Regions from separate parts of the Homo sapiens genome. Here region 1 is linked to region 2. The links are chromatin loops, found by intact Hi-C in ENCODE. Cell type or tissue: CD4-positive, alpha-beta T cell. All regions are shown on one strand. Links, peaks and the distances in the headings refer to the core of each region. The heading gives the core; the rest is flanking DNA. Region 1 overlaps KLF9-DT (KLF9 divergent transcript). Region 2 overlaps TRPM3 (transient receptor potential cation channel subfamily M member 3).

Region 1 (2,915 bases), core at 101-2,600, 66 kb after region 2:
CAGTAGGCCAGGTGAGGAGTGCTCATGAATGGGAATGAGTGCAGAGACGGGGCCAGCAGGCCACCCTCACCTTAATGCAAGTCAAACCACAGGCCTTAGAGAAGCCCAAGGGTCAGGACTTTCTGCAGCATCTGCCTTTGCTTTTAAGGGAGCTACAGATTTGTAAAAGTCAAAATGCCTCAAAACAGAATGCTGCTAGCCTGGCCTGATTTAGAGAGGCCTAGTTGGGGACCCTAAAAGGAGACATGCCCACTTCCAGGTGGCTGCATGCCCAAAGGGAACTTCTGCTACAAAATGTGACTCTAGGCCACCCTGACAAAGGTCAGGCACTTGGGATGTGGCAGCCGCTCTTTAGCTCTTTCCTTTTGGTTATTTCTCTAAGACTCAGAATAATTCCTTCAAGGTGTAAATCAGCCCTTCCCACTGAAACAAACTAAATCAAAAACACAGAAAGAAAAGCATGCACAGCACAGAGATGAGATTACCAAGGAAGATCACCTCGGCCTAGAGCTGCTTTTTGATCAATCAACGCAGGCAACTTGGGGCATTGGGCAGCATGGGGGCTGTATATCCTGCCTGGAGTAGAAAGCAAGCATAGAAATAGTAGAAGCCACTCTACAGGGTTTTCTCCTTTGAGAAAAGCGAGATTTAGGATCCCCAAATCCATCCCCCTCCAGTTTCCTCCTCCCCACATTGACCTGCCTTTTTCTCTTTATTTCTGTCTCATCTTCCCTCCCCAGTTTGCCTTTCTTGCTCCCTCTCTGCTCTGCCTTTTTCTTACCCCTCCATCCAAACTTGGCAATAACAGAATGTACCTCTGGGTCAACCTCAAAGAACCTCTAGCAGACAATTTATGATCATCTCTTCCCAATCCCCATCCTAGTATGAGCTGGGCAGCTGTCCCTGGAAGATGGCTGAGTTATCCACAGTCACTTCTTCACATATTCCTAATACCTCATCACCAATCAGGAAAATATTTGGATTCTGTATGCCAAGCCTGCTTCTGCCTGGCTCTGCTAGCTTCCGTTACTGATGACACATGGGGTGAGGGGTGGGCCGGTGAACCTTCATGCTGGCTGCAATCAGTGGGACATTCAGCTACTCACCCCACCCCAGCACAAAATGAGACATAAACATTGGATGCCACCAACAGGTGCAGACCAGGCTGCGGAGTTCCAAGGGCAGAGGAGGCTGGGAACCCAGGGAGGCTGGGAGGAGAGGTAGGAAGACAGAAGGAGCACCCCAGGTCAGTGTGGATGAGTAAAGAACCCCAACCGAAATTGTTCAAGGCCTTGTTGGGGCCAGTGAGTGTGCTGGCCAGCCTGAAAGGAAAGCTAGAGAGAGAAAACTAGAAAACTCAATTGGAGCCAGTGTAAAGAGGGCCTTGAATGCTAAGACCAGAGTTTGGAATTTATCTCATTCATAATAGAGAGACATGGAAAGTTGTTAAACCGAGGAGGAACACTATCAGAATGTGTAAGAAAGTATCAAAAGACCTTTCTTGGCCAGGCACGGTGGTTCACACCAGTAATCCCAGCACTTTGGGAGACGTAGGTAGGTGGATCACCTGAGGTCAGTAGTTTGAGACCATCCTGATCAACATGGTGAAACCCTGTCTCTACTAAAAATACAAAATTAGCTGGGTGTGGTGGTGCATGCCTGTAATCACAGCTACTTGGGAGGCTGAGGCAGGAGAATTGCTTGAACCCAGGAGGCAGAGGTTGCAGTGAGCTGAGATCATGCCATCACTCCAGCATGGGTGATAGGAGCAAGACTCCATCTCACAAAAAAAAAAAAAAAAAAAAAAAACAACAACAACAACAAAAAGACCTTTCTTGTTTTAGCACAATTAGTACTTGGCCCATGGCTGAAAACAGCAGTTGCTGAAGAACACAAGGGGTGAAAAAAAAGTGGGGCCAGACCCTGCACTTTGGGCCATCCCTGTAATCCCAGTGCTCTGCAAGCCTGAAGCAAGAGGACAGCTTGAGCCCAGGAGTTCAAGACCAGCCTGGGCAACACAGCAAGATCCTGTCTCTACAAAAAAATAAAATAAAATTATCTAGGCATGGTGGCACATGCCTGTAATCCTAGCAACTGGGGAGGCTGAGGTGAGAGGATTGCTTAAGCTTAGGAGTTGGAGGCTGCAGTGAGCTATAATCACACCACTGCACTCTAACCTGGGCAACAGAGTGATACCCTCTTTCAAAAAGACAAAAAATATGGGGCCAGATGCCACATGCCCCTGTGGTTTATTGATGGGTCCCATTAGAATGCCACCACCTCAAACTATATGAGCACTTCTGCTGGGCAGGGGTCAGAGAGTCAGAAGAGATGAGCCTGGGAAAACATAGTGGCTTTTCCTCCTTTGGGCAGCCAGGGATATACACCCTCTTTCCCCTGGTGTTGACAAGGACTCCAGGAGACGCACACATGGAGATCGAGGAACCTGAAAGAGGAGAGGCAGGAAATCCATTCCCTGCTTAGGCAGCAGGTGTTTATCTCCTTCTGAGCCAGGAAAAATGAAATAAGAGTGACAACAGGTGGAGAGAGAGGGGACCTGGGAGAACCTATGTTGCCACCACTTGGTACAATATTGTGTCAGCTTCCTGTGGGTCAGGAGGACAACTTGGAAAAAATAGCTGGGCTTAAAGATAAAAAAGACTACATATTGTATGATTCCATTTATATGAAATATTCAGAATAAGCAAATTCATAGAGATAGAAAGCAAATTAGTGATTGCCAGGGGCTAGAGCAAGTGGGAGGATGGGGGGTGACTGCTTCATGGAGGGGTTTCCTTTTAAGATGATGAAAATGGTCTGGAACAAAATAGCAGTGATGGCTGCACAACACAGTGATTGTACTAAATGCCACTGAATTGTGCACTCTAAAATAATTAAATTGGCAATTTAATGTT
Region 2 (2,915 bases), core at 304-2,803:
AAAGAATAACGTTGTTAGCCCACTATACAAGGGTGTGCTGTCACCCAACTATTTTATCATATTCCTAGCAGTTCATATGCAGCATACATTTGGACACATAGTCCCAACACAAGAGCCAACAGCTGCTTAGATTCTAAGCGGAATGTGGACTGCCTATTGTCTGGATTCTTGGTTGTTTGAGGAGCATCACTTGAAGCGTGAAAAGCTCAAGTTTTAACAGTAAACAGAGCTTGGGATCCAGAGGGCACAGAGAGGAATTAGTGCCTGCAGATCAGAGAGATTCGAGCCTGAACCGTGAGCTGTAAGTACAGATGTGTTTCTTGCATTGTCTCTTACCAGGGGATTTGTAAATAATGTCAGCAGGAACTTATTTGCTTATATACGCATTCCTGAATATTAGGAGCCACATTGATCATTTCTGTAGATATCATATAACCCCTCAGGCACAATGCAATGGGAGTCGACAAGAGCCATAGATTATTTCTTTGGAGGTGGTGTAGCCTCATGTCCCCTGATGTGCATTTACACATAGACATGCAGTCTGGCTCACTGGACTGATCCTTCCAGGCACAGAGAGCCCTGATATGAGGTTGCTGGTTCTTTTCCTAAGAAGGCCCCTCTTGAAGAGGGCCCTGGCTCTTCCCTCTTTGAATACTCTAATACCCTAAATATGCATGGGCTTCTGAAAAGTAATACAATTCCATTTTAAACAGAAACAACAAGCATATTCCTTAGTGTGTGGCCTGTAGGCTGAGGTAGTGTGGACTCACAGGGAAAACCTTCCACAGTAAAGGCAATGAGAATGGACTCCAGCTCCCTTCACCTACAGGGGAAGGGGTGCCTCCTCCTGCCCTCATTGCTCAGAAAGGTGTATTGTTGCGTGTCAGGGAGTTGTGATGAATTATAGGTAGGTGGACAGCAACACAAAAATCTGAAAGAGTAACTTATTTTATGTTTTCTCTGAAATTTTTCTGTTGTTTTGGTTTGAAGAAGGAAAGAACTTATCTAATCCTATTTCGTATATGCAAATATCAAAAGGAAGGTGTAATGATGATGATGAGGCAAGCCCTGAGTAAAACTGAGTTAAACACAATTATTTCCATTCTTCTAACCCTTCCCAGAGCTTCCCTCTCCCTTCTCACAGCCCCTCCCTTCTCTGATGAAACTACTAGGCAAGGAAACTGATTCCTTCTGAAGTCTTAGCGACTATGTTCTCAACCAGAGAAAAATGTTGATTGTAAGAAAACAAAACTACACAGAGTAGGTTCAATAAAGACTGACTGTAAGTGCCTAAGAGAAAACCACAGAGGCATTCAAAGACAGGAAGCAGAGCACGACATGCGTGAGCTGACTGGGAACAAAACCAGAAGTGGTTTTGTAAAGTCAGAATCAGAAGACATGACCACACTCATCTGCTTTTCTCTATACTTCTCTCCTGCCTCAATCAATAATCAATCAATCATTTCTCTCTTTCTCTCTTGCTCTCTCTCCCATTTCCTTTCTCCCTTCCTCCACCATCCCTCTCTCATATGGCTTGCTTTACATGACCCAGTGAGGTCAGGCTCTATATGTTCTTTAAGTACATGCCATCATCTAACTTAAGTCTCTGCACTTCTGTTTTATTTCTAAACACAAAGAGTCTGATTAGTCACTGGCCATTCAATGAACTCACTCCTTCTTGGTCAATGGTGGAATCTGCTCCAATCATCTGTAGCCTGAATTGGGTGAAAGGAGAAGTGAAGAAATGAGGAAAGGACTTTGTCAGCCTGAAGGACGTAGGGCTACCTCTTCCAGCTGTGAGCAGGGCAAGGGAAATTTAGCTTGTTTATCAGGTATCTATCAACACAAAAATGATACAGGAAAAACCACCCTAGAATTCAGAACTTAACGCCATAAGCACGTATTGAGCTCAGAAGACTGAGAGTTGGCTGCATGGTTCTTCTGGTCTGGGCTGGGCTCAATCACCTGCCAGGAGGTCAGCGGGCTATCACCTCCTCCAGAACAGCCTCAGCTCAGAAAACAAGCACCTAGAAGCAAAGGTTCCCTGTGTTTCATTCTCCAACAGGCTAGCTCATGCATGTCTCTTATGGTAATGGCGGAAGCCAAAAAGTGGAAACAGAAACATTAAGGGCTTTTCCAAGGTTCTGTGTGGGTCACATTTGCTAACATTCCATTCACCAAAGCAAACCACATGGCCAAACTCAGAATCAAGAGGTGAAGAAAGAGATCCCACCTGTTTAGTGATAGAAACTCTAACATCACATGACAAAGCAGTGTGGATCCAGGGAGGGGAGAGAAATTGGGGCTGTTAATGCAATCGATCTCCTAATCATGACAGCAAACCCACTGGCGTGTACAATAGGCTAGTTTAGATATATATTCTTCCAAGGCAAGATTTGCATAAAATATTTCTGATATTAATTCCTGATGCAAAATAATGAAATACTAAGGTTAGAATTTTGAAGCCCTCTTCAAATAAATAATTTTTGTTTCCAGGTAAAGCTAGATATATAGGATAGGAAGAACATGGAACCAAGTAACAGGGAATTGAATTCTCCCCACTTCTCCCCCAGGACGCTCTTCCCCCCATACCTCCCCCCTGCCCAACACACACACAACATACCTAGATTTGCGACATCCTGCTAATTTACTGGATTAAAAAATGAGACATTGAGCTTAATAGTGGGTTCTGAATAGCTCAAAGCTGAAACTGTGTGCACATAGCAGATAGACCAGAAGCCAAGATGGCCCTGAAGAGTTGGAGGCTATATCATTGGTCCCTTTTTTTCCCCAGGTAGGGGCTGAATTCCATTTAATGCAGTGGGAGCTAGTTTGCTTTTCTACCAGGAATAAAAAGATTAAGGTTCTACAAGTGGCCTACAGTTGGCTCCTGGGATAGATGATTCAGTTTGGGG

The links. Hi-C counts contacts between places; a loop is a spot of excess contacts. Peaks named below come from ENCODE experiments on the same cell type or tissue, not always from the same donor. Only the 100,000 strongest peaks of a DNase experiment are listed, where the experiment ranks them.
Region 1: a loop joins it to region 2, with 2.1 times the contacts of the local background. A loop is called at or near these places in 11 of 110 quality-filtered maps.

The regions. Positions count from the first base shown.
Region 1 is chr9:70,496,005-70,498,919 of GRCh38, reverse strand. All of the region lies in intron 3 of KLF9-DT (KLF9 divergent transcript), which reads right to left. Among named protein-coding and RNA genes, the nearest start is that of KLF9, 83 kb to the right of the region's middle. In CD4-positive, alpha-beta T cell, for the core only: no CTCF peak of the experiment used is centred there; no DNase peak of the experiment used is centred there.
Region 2 is chr9:70,562,305-70,565,219 of GRCh38, reverse strand. The region is part of intron 22 of TRPM3 (transient receptor potential cation channel subfamily M member 3); the gene reads left to right. Among named protein-coding and RNA genes, the nearest start is that of KLF9, 150 kb to the right of the region's middle. In CD4-positive, alpha-beta T cell, for the core only: no CTCF peak of the experiment used is centred there; DNase peaks (open chromatin) are centred at 1,329 and 1,709; H3K4me3 peaks cover 761 bases; H3K27ac peaks cover 1,876 bases.